2 separate regions of the Homo sapiens genome follow, and region 1 is linked to region 2. A link is a contact called in ENCODE Hi-C or POLR2A ChIA-PET data. All regions are on one chromosome and are shown on one strand. Each heading gives the region's core, a stretch centred on a gene start or an enhancer-like site at or near the end of the contact. The rest is flanking DNA. Distances are from core to core; before and after follow the strand shown. Region 1 holds the start of ZBTB3 (zinc finger and BTB domain containing 3). Region 2 overlaps ASRGL1 (asparaginase and isoaspartyl peptidase 1).

What was found. A loop is a pair of places that touch in the nucleus more often than their neighbours do. ChIA-PET counts read pairs that join two places held with the same protein, here RNA polymerase II (POLR2A). Pooled maps may share reads with other maps.
Region 1: a pooled map shows a loop between it and region 2 (2.3-fold over the local background). The contact joins the promoter of ZBTB3 here to the enhancer-like site in region 2. A Hi-C loop is called at or near these places in 2 of 168 maps with a recorded cell type or tissue (K562 and PC-9), 2 of 37 single-sample maps with no recorded cell type and 7 of 50 pooled maps. POLR2A ChIA-PET finds 5 or more read pairs at or near these places in 6 of 52 experiments (A673, H1, HepG2 and 2 more).

Annotation. Positions count from the first base shown.
Region 1 is chr11:62,752,077-62,758,118 of GRCh38, reverse strand. ZBTB3 (zinc finger and BTB domain containing 3) reads left to right here and starts at 3,959. Exons shown (of 2, transcript NM_001370809.1): 1 at 3,959-4,155; 2 at 4,404-6,042. The coding sequence starts at 4,455. The coding sequence ends at 6,029. RefSeq lists enhancers at 766-1,292, 2,671-3,548, 4,429-5,306.
Region 2 is chr11:62,377,192-62,383,271 of GRCh38, reverse strand. The region is part of intron 4 of ASRGL1 (asparaginase and isoaspartyl peptidase 1); the gene reads right to left. Among named protein-coding and RNA genes, the nearest start is that of SCGB1A1, 39 kb to the left of the region's middle. RefSeq lists enhancers at 1-561, 562-1,127. Within about 2 kb of position 2,302, at least 2 of the 41 ENCODE cell types and tissues checked have a DNase peak (open chromatin) inside an H3K27ac peak, as active enhancers do.

The DNA.
Region 1 (6,042 bases), core at 2,710-5,209, 370 kb before region 2:
GAGTTGATCACCAATGGCCAATCGTTTCAGCAGTCATGCTTGCATAATGAAGCATCCACAAAAATCCAAAAGGACTGGGTTCAGAGATTCCACATAGCTGAACACCTGGAGGTTCCTGGAAGGTGGCACACCGGAAGAGGGCTCGGAAGCTCCACATCCCTTCCCCCATACCTCACCCTAGGCACCTCTTCATCTGCATCCTTTCAAATAGCCTCTATAATAAACCAGTAAAGGTAAGTAGGTGTTTCCCTGATTTCTATGAGCCACCCTAGCAAGTTAACCAAGCCCAAGTAGAGTTGTGGGGGCCTAGATTTACAGCTGGTCAGTCAGAGGCATAGGTAAAACAGCCTGGGGCTTTTGACTAGCATCAGAAGTCAGGGGCCATGTCTGGTAAACAATAATTTGATTTAAAAAAAAAAAAAAAGGAAGGGAGGGAGGGAGGGAGGCAGGGGAAAGAGAGAGACAAGAGAGAGAAAGAAGAAAAGAAAAAGGGGAAAAGAGAGAGAGAAAAGAAAGAGAGAGACAGAGAGAGACAAATAAAGAGACAAAGAAAGAAATAGAAAGAAAGGAAAGAAAGGAAGGAAGGAAGGAAGGAAGGAAGGAAGGAAGGAAGGAAGGAGAAAGGAAAAGAAAAGGAAGGAAAAGAAAAGAAATAAAAGAAAAAAGGAGAGAAAAGAAACTAGTACCGGGGGGCCGGTGGGGAGGGCGGTCTTGAGATCTGCACCCTAAACATTTGAGATCTGAGGTTATCTCCAGGTAGACAGTGTTGGCATTAAACAAGAGGACACCCAGCTGGAACTGCTTGCTTGTGGACTGGGGAAAAAACCAACACATTTGGTCACACAGTAGCCTTCTTTGTTGATTGTTGTGGTGGTGTGAGAGGAGAGAAAAACAGTGTCTCCCCCCAACCCCCCTGTAAAACAATGCCATTATTCTCACGACATATTTATTGATTTTGGTAAATAGTTATTTTTCCATCTCTATTTTAAAAAAATACATATATATATATATATATATATATATATATATATATATATATATATATGCCGGGGGCGGTGGCTGACGCCTGTAATCCCAACACTTTGGGAGGCCGAGACGGGCGGATCACCCGAGGTTGGGAGTTCGAGACCAGCCTGACCAACATGGAGAAACCTTGTCTCTACTAGAAATACAAAATTAGCCGGGTGTGGTGGCGCATGCCTGTAATCCCAGCACTTTGGGAGGCAGAGGCGGGTGGATCATGAGGTCAGGAGATCGAGACCATCCTGGCTAACACAGTGAAACCCCGTCTCTACTAATAATACAAAAAATTAGCTGGGCGTGGTGGCCGGCGCCTGTAGTCCCAGCTACTCAGGAGGCTGAGGCAGGAGAATGGCGTGAACCCGGGAGGCGGAGCTTCCAGTGAGCCAAGATCGTGCCACTGCACTCCAGCCTGGGCGACAGAGCGACACACTGTCTCAAAACAAACAAAACAAACAAATATAAATATATATGAGGCCAGGCAAGGTGGCTCATGCCTGTAATCACAACACTTTGGGAGGCCAAAGTGGGTGGATCACCTGAGGGGTCAGAACTGCAATGAGACAAGATCACCCCACCGCACTCCAGCCTGGGCAACAGAGCAAGACGCAAAAAAAGAAAAATAAATGAAAATTAAATTAAATTAAAAATTAAAAAGGTCAGGCTTGGTGGCTGACACCTGTAATCTCAGCATTTTGGGAGGCCAAGCTGGGAGGATCACGTGAGCCCAGGAGTTCAAGACCAGCCTGGGCAACACAGAGTCCCCCTTCTCTATTTACAACATATACATACATATATTTTTATATGTATATAATTTATATATTTATATTTACATATATGTATATATAAAAACATATATATATTTTTTGAGATGGATTCTCCTGCCTCAGCCTCCCAAGTAGCTGGGATTATAGGTGCCAAGCTAATTTTTATATTTTTATTATTATTATTTATTTATTCTTTTTTTTTTTGAGATGGAATTTCACTCTTGTTGCCCAGGCTGGAGTGCAACGGCACGATCTCGGCTCACTACAACCTCCGCCCCCCAAGTTCAAGTGATTCTCCCGTCTCAGCCTCCCAAGTAGCTGAGATTACAGACATGCGCCACCACACCCTGCTAATTTTTGTACTTTTAATAGAGACAGGGTTTCTCCATGTTGGTCAGGCTGGTCTCGAACTCTCGACCTCAGGTGATCCACCTGCCTCGGACTCCCAAAGTGCTGGGATTACAGGCATGAGCCACTGTGCCCGGCCCATTTCTTAGTTTTAATTCCTATACAGTAAATATTGTATGGCTTGTAAGAATGAACACAGTGTCTTGAAGAGGCATGATCTCAAGCTAAGGCCAACATATCCTGAATGTATGTAGCACAAGTTTGTTGTATAGATGAACTCTCCCTAATTCTGGTTAGGTCTGATCGGAGGGCCTGACTGCAGAATAAAGTAGAGATGCTTAGGGTGGTGGGTGAAGGAGTGAGGATTAGGGCACCGAGTTTACTCCTCTAGTAACACTACCTGGGTCAGACGGGGCAGTTATCAGTGACTCCCAACTTATAGCCTTTTCCTCTGGGTGTGTAGAGACTCTCAAAGATTTCTTCAGTAGACACGGTTTTTGCTTCTTCTCTCCTGTCCTGGGACATTTTATGATCCTGACCCCATTCTTACCCTTCCTACCAGCACCTGCTCAGCACGCTCTGGAAACAAAGAACACTCTATCCTCTCACTGTAAATTGACTGTAGAGTCCAGGCTAGGGACACCACGACATCATCCCTGTAGCTGCTAGTTCTTTCATGCCATCACTGAGCCGGGAGCCCCGGAAACTTAGCTTGGAGGAGTGGAGCAGTAGGGCATCTTAAAATGTTTTTTTGTTTGTTTGTTTTAGATGGAGTTTTGCTCTGTCTCCCAGGCTGGAGTGCAGTGGCGCTATCTTGGCTCACTGCAACCTCTGCCTCCTGGGTTCAAGAGATTCTCCTGCCTCAGCCTCCCTAGAAGCTGGGATTTCAGGCACGCGCCACCATGCCCAGCTGATTTTTGTATTTTTAGTAGAGATGGGGTTTCACTATGTTGGCCAGGCTGCTCTTGAACTCCGGACCTCAAGTGATCTGCCCGTCTCAGCCTCCCAAACTGCTGGGATTAAAGGCGTGAGCCACCGAACCCGGCAAATCTTAGAATTTTTGAGAGGAAGGGACCTTCAAGAGACAAACGCAGTTCAGGGACGTGGGGCTATTGCCCACAGTCACCAGTTGGTTCTCTTTTTTTGGGGGGGTGGGGGGATAGGGTCTTACTCTGTCGCCCAGGCTGGAGTGCAGTGGCACGATCTTGACTCACTGCAACCTCCGCCTCCCGGGTTCAAGTGATTCTCCTGCTTCAGCCTCCCCAGTAGCTGGGATTACAGGCGCGCGCCCCCAAGACCTGCTAATTTTTGTATTTTTAGTAGAGACGGGGTTTCAGCATGTTGGCCAGGCTGGTATCGAACTCCTGACCCCAAGTGATCCGCCCTCCTCGGCCTCCCAGAGTCCTGGGATTACAGGCGTGAAGCACTGCGCCTGGCCTAGTTGGTTCTCTTTTTCCCTGTCAGCCTGTAGCGGGAGTGGCTTGCTGTCAGCTCGGGTCCGACACTGCAGGGTTCCCGACCTCCAGCCTCGCCAGGAGAGCGCCGCGTTCAGCGACTCGGAGCCGGGTACCTCCTGCCTGCTGGATTAGGTAGAAGGAGAAGCTCAGCCAATCCTGAGGGCTCGGAGGCAAGGAAGGCGGGACGAAGAGGAAAAGTTGAGGACAGGAGCGTCACCCAATCCAACGCCTGACTGCAAAAGCGATGGCGGCGAGCACCCAATTGTAGACGGCAGTTAGAGGGAGGATGGTTAGTGGAGAGCGGACCAATCCGTGACAGGGGAGGGCAATCTTAAGCCAATTAAAGCTGAGAAGGTGGGAAGGGGCGGAGCTCGCCCTGTGGCTGCTCGGTGGTGGGTGAGGTATCAGCTTTCTCCGCTAGTTCCCACCCTGGTAGTCCTTAGCCCCTGGAATGCGTGAGGGAGATGCTTAGGGAGTTCTCGAAGTGGGGCGTAGAGGCATCGCCTGGCAAGGCCTGGGAGCGAAAAAGATCTCTACTTCGTGGAGCCGTTGGACGCTACCGGGTGGGCATCAAGGAAGCGGAGGGTGGCTAAGGGGCGGGACTTCCGGGGGCAGGGCTTATCGGACGGGGGTGGGGCCTGTTCTAAGGTTAGGCCGAGGTGGGCGGAGCTAATGGGAGAGCTTTGGGTGTGACCTAGGAGAAAGAAGGGCAGTAACTTAAGCGATTGTTTTGGAGTGGCAAGTGATAGTTAAGGGCTGATAAGGTTGCTGGGGAGGTTACCTGTCTTAACTCACTGCCCTTTTTTCTCAGGGAGCCACTGGTGGGGACCTTTTTTGGGCCCCCTTTCCTTCGTGGGGTACTATGGAGTTCCCAGAACACAGTCAGCAGCTGCTGCAGAGCCTCCGGGAGCAGCGGTCCCAGGGTTTCCTTTGTGACTGCACCGTGATGGTGGGTAGTACCCAGTTCTTGGCCCATCGGGCTGTGCTGGCCTCCTGCAGCCCATTCTTCCAGCTTTTCTACAAGGAGCGGGAATTGGACAAGAGGGATCTGGTGTGTATTCACAATGAAATTGTCACAGCCCCAGCCTTTGGGCTGCTTCTGGACTTTATGTATGCTGGCCAGCTGACCCTGAGAGGGGATACCCCTGTGGAGGATGTGCTGGCAGCTGCCAGCTACTTGCACATGAATGACATCGTCAAGGTGTGTAAGCGGCGGCTTCAAGCCCGGGCCCTGGCAGAGGCAGACAGTACCAAGAAGGAGGAGGAAACCAACTCACAGCTTCCTAGTTTGGAGTTTTTGTCTAGTACTTCCCGTGGCACCCAACCTTCGTTGGCATCTGCTGAGACATCAGGCCACTGGGGCAAAGGGGAATGGAAAGGCTCTGCTGCTCCCTCACCTACTGTCCGTCCTCCAGATGAGCCACCAATGTCTAGTGGGGCTGACACTACACAGCCTGGCATGGAGGTTGACGCACCACATCTGCGGGCACCTCATCCACCAGTGGCTGATGTCTCTCTTGCCAGCCCTAGTAGCTCCACTGAGACCATTCCTACAAACTACTTCTCTTCTGGCATCTCAGCAGTTTCATTGGAGCCACTGCCATCTCTTGATGTGGGTCCTGAGAGTCTGAGGGTGGTGGAACCAAAGGATCCTGGAGGACCACTGCAAGGCTTCTATCCCCCAGCCTCAGCCCCAACGTCAGCCCCAGCCCCTGTCTCAGCTCCAGTTCCATCCCAGGCTCCAGCCCCAGCTGAAGCTGAGCTGGTCCAGGTGAAAGTTGAAGCTATTGTGATCTCTGATGAAGAGACTGATGTGTCAGATGAACAGCCTCAGGGTCCTGAGAGAGCTTTCCCATCTGGAGGAGCAGTGTATGGGGCACAGCCCTCCCAGCCAGAGGCTTTTGAAGACCCAGGGGCAGCAGGACTGGAGGAGGTGGGGCCAAGTGACCACTTCCTGCCAACAGACCCTCATCTACCCTACCATCTGCTGCCAGGTGCAGGGCAGTATCATCGAGGACTGGTGACCTCACCTCTGCCTGCACCCGCATCCCTGCATGAGCCACTTTACCTGTCTTCTGAGTACGAAGCAGCTCCAGGAAGCTTTGGGGTTTTTACTGAGGATGTTCCCACCTGCAAGACATGTGGGAAGACCTTCTCATGCTCTTACACACTACGGCGACATGCCACGGTGCACACACGTGAGCGACCCTATGAGTGCCGCTACTGCCTGCGGAGCTACACGCAGTCAGGGGACCTCTACCGCCACATCCGCAAGGCTCACAATGAGGACCTGGCCAAACGCAGCAAACCAGATCCAGAAGTGGGACCCCTTCTAGGGGTGCAGCCTCTCCCTGGCTCCCCAACAGCAGACAGACAGAGCAGCAGTGGTGGAGGGCCACCTAAAGATTTTGTATTGGCCCCAAAAACTAACATCTAAGGGAGCATGAGCT
Region 2 (6,080 bases), core at 1,053-3,552:
AGACAAGCTTTCTTGAGTCAACATAGTTTTTAGCAAGTTTTTAATTTATTTTAATTTGGAGAAGCTTCCTTCTGCTGAAGCAGCAGCAACTGGAATTACCAACAAAATTCTCAAAGCAGTACTTAGATTTAGAAATGAATACTGATTTTTACATTATCACACTCAAATACTATATGGATTTGTGGGGAAACGAAAGAGATCAGGCTGTTACTGTGTCTATGTAGAAAGAAGTAGACATAAGAGACTCTATTTTGTTCTGTACTAAGAAAAATTCTTCTGCCTTGAGATGCTGTTAATCTGTAACCCTACCCCAACCCTGTGTCGCAGAGACGTGCTGTGTTGACTCAAGGTTTAATGGATTTAGGGCTATGCAGGCTGTGCTTTGTTAAAAAAGTGCTTGAAGGCAGTATGCTTGTTAAAAGTCATTACCATTCTCTAATTTCAAGTACCCAGGGACACAATACACTGCGGAAGGCTGCAGGGACCTCTGCCTAGGAAAGCCAGGTATTGTCCAAGGTTTCTCCCCATGTGATAGCCTGAGATATGGCCTTGTGGGAAGGGAAAGACCTGACCGTCCCCCAGCCCGACACTGTCCCCCAGCCCGACACCCCACCCGTAAAGGGTCTGTGCTGAGGAGCATTAGTAAAAGAGGAAGGCCTCTTTGCAGTTGTGATAAGAGGAAGGCATCTGTCTCCTGCTTGTCCCTGGGCAATAGAATGTCTGGGTTTAAAACCCGATTGTATGTTCTATTTACTGAGATAGGAGAAAACAGCCTTAGGGCTGGAGGTGAGAGGTGCTAGCGACAATACTGCTCTTTAATGTTTGTATACATGCACATCAAGGCATAGCACCTTTCCTTATTTATGACACAGAGACATTTGTTCACATGTTTTCCTGCTGACCCTCTCCTCTCTATTAACTTATTGTCCTGCCACATCCCCCTCTCCAGATGGTAGAGATAATGATCAGTAAATACTGAGGGAACTCAGAGACTGTTGCCGGTGGGGGTCCTCCGTATGCTGAGCACCGGTCCCCTGGGCCCACTTTTTTTTCTCTATACGTTGTCTCTGTCTCTCCTGCCTCAGCCTCCTGAGTAGCTGGGACTACAGGCACCCGCCACTGGGCCCGGCTAATTTTTTGTATTTTTAGTAGAGATGGGGTTTCACCCTGTTAGCCAGGATGGTCTCGATCTCCTGACCTCGTGATCCACCGGCCTCGGCCTCCCAAAGTGCGGGGATTACAGGCGTGACCCACCGCACCCAGCCTCTTATTTCTTTTCTCAGTCTCTCGTCCCACCTGATGAGAAACGCCCACAGGTGTAGAGGGGCTGGCCACCCCTTCATCTGGTGCCCAACGTGGGTGCTTTTCTCTAGGGTGAAGGTGAGCTAGAGCGTGGTCATTGAGAACAAGTTGATGAGAGATTCCCGAGTACGTCTACAGTCAGTCTTGTGGTAAGCTTGTGCCCTCGGAAGAACCTAGGGTAACAATGGGGCAAACTGAAAGTAAATATGCCTCTTATCTCAGCTTTATTAAAATTCTTTTAAAAAGGGGGGAGTTAGAGTCTCTACAAAAAAATCTAATCACGCTATTTCAAACAGTAGAACAATTCTGCCCATGGTTTCTAGAACAGGGAACTTTAGATCTAAAAGATTGGGAAAAAATTGGCAAAGAATTAAAACAAGCAAGTAGGAAGGGTAAAATCATCCCACTTACCGTATGGAATGATTGGGCCATTATTAAAGCAGCTAATTTAGAACTGTTTCAAACAGGAGAAGATAGCGTTTCAGTTGCTGATGCCCCTGAAAGCTGTGTAATAGATTGTGAAGAATAGGCAGGGATAGAATCCCAGAAAGGAATGGAAAGTTCAAAAGTTCACATTGTAAATATGTAGCAGAGTCTGTAATGGCTCGGTCAATGCAAAATGTTGACTACAATCAATTACAGGAGGTAATATATCCTGAAGCATTAGAATTAGAAGAAAAAGGTCCAGAATTAGCGGGGCCATCAGAGTCTAAACCATGATGGCCAACTCCTCTTCCAGCGGTTCAGATGCCTGTAACATTACAACCTCAAATGCAGGTTAGACAAGTACAAACCCCAAGAGAATATCAAATAGAGAGTCTCTGTCATGGCAACGCCAATCCAAATACAGTATCCACAATATCAGCCGGTAGAAAATAAGACCCAACCGCCAGTAGCCTATCAATACTGGCCGCCAGCCGAACTTCAGTATCGGCCGCCCCCAGAAAATCAGTATGGACAGCCAGGAGTGTTTCCAGCACCACAGGGCAGGGCGCTATAGCCTCAGCCGCCCACTATAAGACTTTATCCTACAGCACCACCTAGTGGACAAGGTAGTGCATTACATAAAATTATTGATAAGGCAAGGAAACAAGGAGATATTGAGGCGTGGCAATTCCCAGTACCGATGCCACCTGGAGAAGGGGCCCAAGAAGGAGCGCCTACCCTAGTTGGGGCCAGATATGAGTCCTTTTCTATAAAAATGTTAAAAGATATGAAAGAGGGAGTAAAACAGTATGGACCCAACTCCCCTTATATGAGAACATTATTAGGTTCCACTGCTCATGGACATAGACTCATTCCTTATGATTGGGAGATTTTGGCCAAATCATCACTCTCACTGTCTCAATTTTTACAATTTAAGAGTTGGTGGATTGATGGGGCACAAGAACAGGTCTGAAGTAATAGGGCTGCCAATCCTCCAGTTAACATAGATGCAGATCAACTATTAGGAAAAGGTCAAAATTGGAGCACTACTAATCAACAAGCAATAATGCAAAATGAGGCCATTGAGCAAGTTAGAGCTATCTGCCTTAGGGCCTGGGAAAAAAATCCAAGACCCAGGAACCACCTGCCCCTCATTCAATACAATAAGACAAGGCTCTAAAAAGCCCTACCCTGATTTTGTGGCAAGGCTCCGAGATGCTGCTCAAAAGTCAATTACCGATGAAAATGCCCGTAAGGTCATAGTGGAGTTGATGGCATATGGAAACGCCAATCCTGAGTGTCAATCAGCCACTAAGCCATTAAAAGGGAAGGTTCCCACAGGATCAGATGTAATCTCAGAGTACGTAAAAGCCTATGATGGAATTGGAGGAGCTATGCATAAAACTATGCTTATGGCTCAAGCAATAATGGGAGTTGCTTTAGGAGGACAAGTTAGAACATTTGGGGGAAAATGTTATAATTGTGGTCAAATTGGTCATCTAAAAAAGAATTGCCCAGCCTCAAAAAAACAAAATATAACTATTCAAGCTACTACAACAACAACAGATAAAGAGCCACCCGACTTATGTCCAAGATGTAAAAAAGAAAAACACTATTAGAATTCTATCAAATTCTAAATTTGATAGAAATGGGCAACTATTGTCAGGAAACAGCAAAGGGGCCAGCCTCAGGCCCTGCAACAAACTGGGGCATTCCCAGTTCAGCCCTTTGTTCCTCAGGGTTTTCAGGGACAACAACCCCCACTGTCACAAGTGCCTCAGGGAATGAGCCAGTTACCACAATACAACAATTGTCCCCTGCCACAAGCGGCAGTGTAGCAGTAGATTTATGTACTATACAAGCAGTCTCTCTGCTTTCAGGGGAGCCCCCACAAAAAATTCCCACAGGGGTATATGGCCCCCTGCCTGAGGGGACTGTAGGACTAATCTTAGGAAGATCAAGTCTAAATCTAAAGGGAGTTCAAATTCATACTGGTGTGGTTGATTCAGACTACAAAGGTGAAATTCAATTGGTTATTAGCTCCTCAATTCCTTGCAGTGCCAGTCCAGGAGACAGGATTGCTCAGTTGTTACTCCTGCCTTATATTAAGGTTGGAAACAGTGAGATAAATAGAAAGGAGGGTTTGGAAGCACTGATCCGGCAGGAAAGGCTGCATATTGGGCAAGTCAGTTCTCAGAGAGCAGACCTGTGTGTAAGGCCATTATTCAAGGAAAACAGTTTGAAGGGTTGGTAGACACTGGAGCAGATGTCTCTATCATTGCTTTAAACCAGTGGCCAAAAAATTGGCCTAAATGAAAGGCTGTTACAGGACTTGTCGGCGTAGGCACTCCTCAGAAGTGTATCAAAGTACTATTACATTGTTTAGGGCCGGATAATCAAGAAAGTACTGTTCAACCAATGATTACTTCAATGATTACTTCAACCAATGATTACTTCATCTGTGGGGTTGAGATTTATTACAACAATGGGGTGCAGAAATCACTATGCCTGCTCCATTATACAGCCTCAGGAGTCAAAAAATCATGACTAATATGGGATATATACCAGGAAAGGGACTAGGAAAAAATGAAAATGGCATTAAAGTTCCACTTGAGACTGAGAGAAATCAAGAAAGAAAAGGAATAGGGTATCCTTTTTAGGGGTGGCCACTGTAGAGCCTCCTAAACCCATTCCATTAACTTGGAAAACAGAAAAACCGGTATGGGTAAATCAGTGGCCGCTACCAAAACAAAAACTGGAGGCTTTACATTTATTAGCAAAGGAACAATTAGAAAAGGGACATATTGAGCCTTCGTTCTCGCCTTGGAATTCTCCTGTGTTTGTAATTCAAAAAAAATCCGGCAGATGGCATAAGTTAACTGACTTAAGAGCCGTAAATGCCGTAATTCAACCCATGGGGCCTCTCCAACCCGGGTTGCCCTCTCTGGCCATGATCCCAAAAGACTGGCCTTTAATTATAATTGATCTGAAGGACTGCTTTTTTACCATCCCTCTGGCGGAGCAGGATTATGAAAAATTTGCCTTTACTATACCAGCCATAAATAATAAAGAACCAGCCACCAGATTTCAGTGGAAAGTGTTACCTCAGGGAATGCTTAATAGTCCAACTATTTGTCAAGCTCTTCAACCAGTTAGAGACAAGTTTTCAGACTGTTATATCATTCACTATGTTGATGATATTTTATGTGCTGCAGAAATGAGAGACAAATTAATTAACTGTTATACATTTCTGCAAGCAGAGGTTGCCAATGCTGGACTGGCAATAGCATCTGATAAGATTCAAACCTCTACTCCTTTTCATTACTTAGGGATGCAAATAGAATATAGAAAAATTAAGCTACAAAAAATAGAAATAAGAAAAGACACATTAAAAACATTAAATGACTTTCAAAAATTGCTAGGAGATATTAATTGGATTCGGCCAACTCTAGGCATTCCTACTTATGTCACGTCAAATTTGTTCTCTATCTTAAGAGGAGACCCAGATTTAAATAGTAAAAGAATATTCACTCCAGAGGCAACAAAAAAAATTAAATTAGTGGAAGAAAAAATTCAACCAGCACAAATAAATAGAATAGATCCCTTAGCCCCACTCCAACTTTTGATTTTTGCTACTGCACATTCTCCAGCAGGCATCAATGTTCAAAATACTGATCTTGTGGAGTGGTCATTCCTTCCTCACAGTACAATTAAGACTTTTACATTGTACTTGGATCAAATAGTTACATTAATTGGTCAGGCAAAATTACGAATAATAAAATTGTGTGGAAATGACCCAGACAAAATAGTTGTTCCTTTAAACAAGGAACGAGTTAGACAAGCCTTTATCAATTCTGGTGCATGGCAGATTGGTCTTACTGATTTTGTGGGAATTACTGATAATCATTACCCCAAAACAAAAATCGTCCAGTTCTTAAAATTGACTACTTGGATTTTACCTAAAATTACGAGACATGAACCTTTAGAAAATGCTCTGACGGTGTTTACTGATGGTTCCAGCAATGGAAAGGCAGCTTACATAGGGCCAAAAGAGCAAGTAATCAAAACTCATTATCAATCGGCTCAAAGAGCTGAGTTGGTTGCAGTCTTTACAGTGTTACAAGATTTTAATCAACCTATTAATATTGTATCAGATTCTGCATATGTAGTACAGGCTACAAGGGATGTTGAGACAGCTCTAATTAAATATAGCATGGATGATCAGTTAAACCAGCTGTTCAATTTATTACAACAAACTGTAAGAAACAGAAATTTCCCATTTTACATTACTCATATTTGGGCACACACTAATTTACCAGGGCCTTTAACTAAAGCAAATGAACAAGCTGACT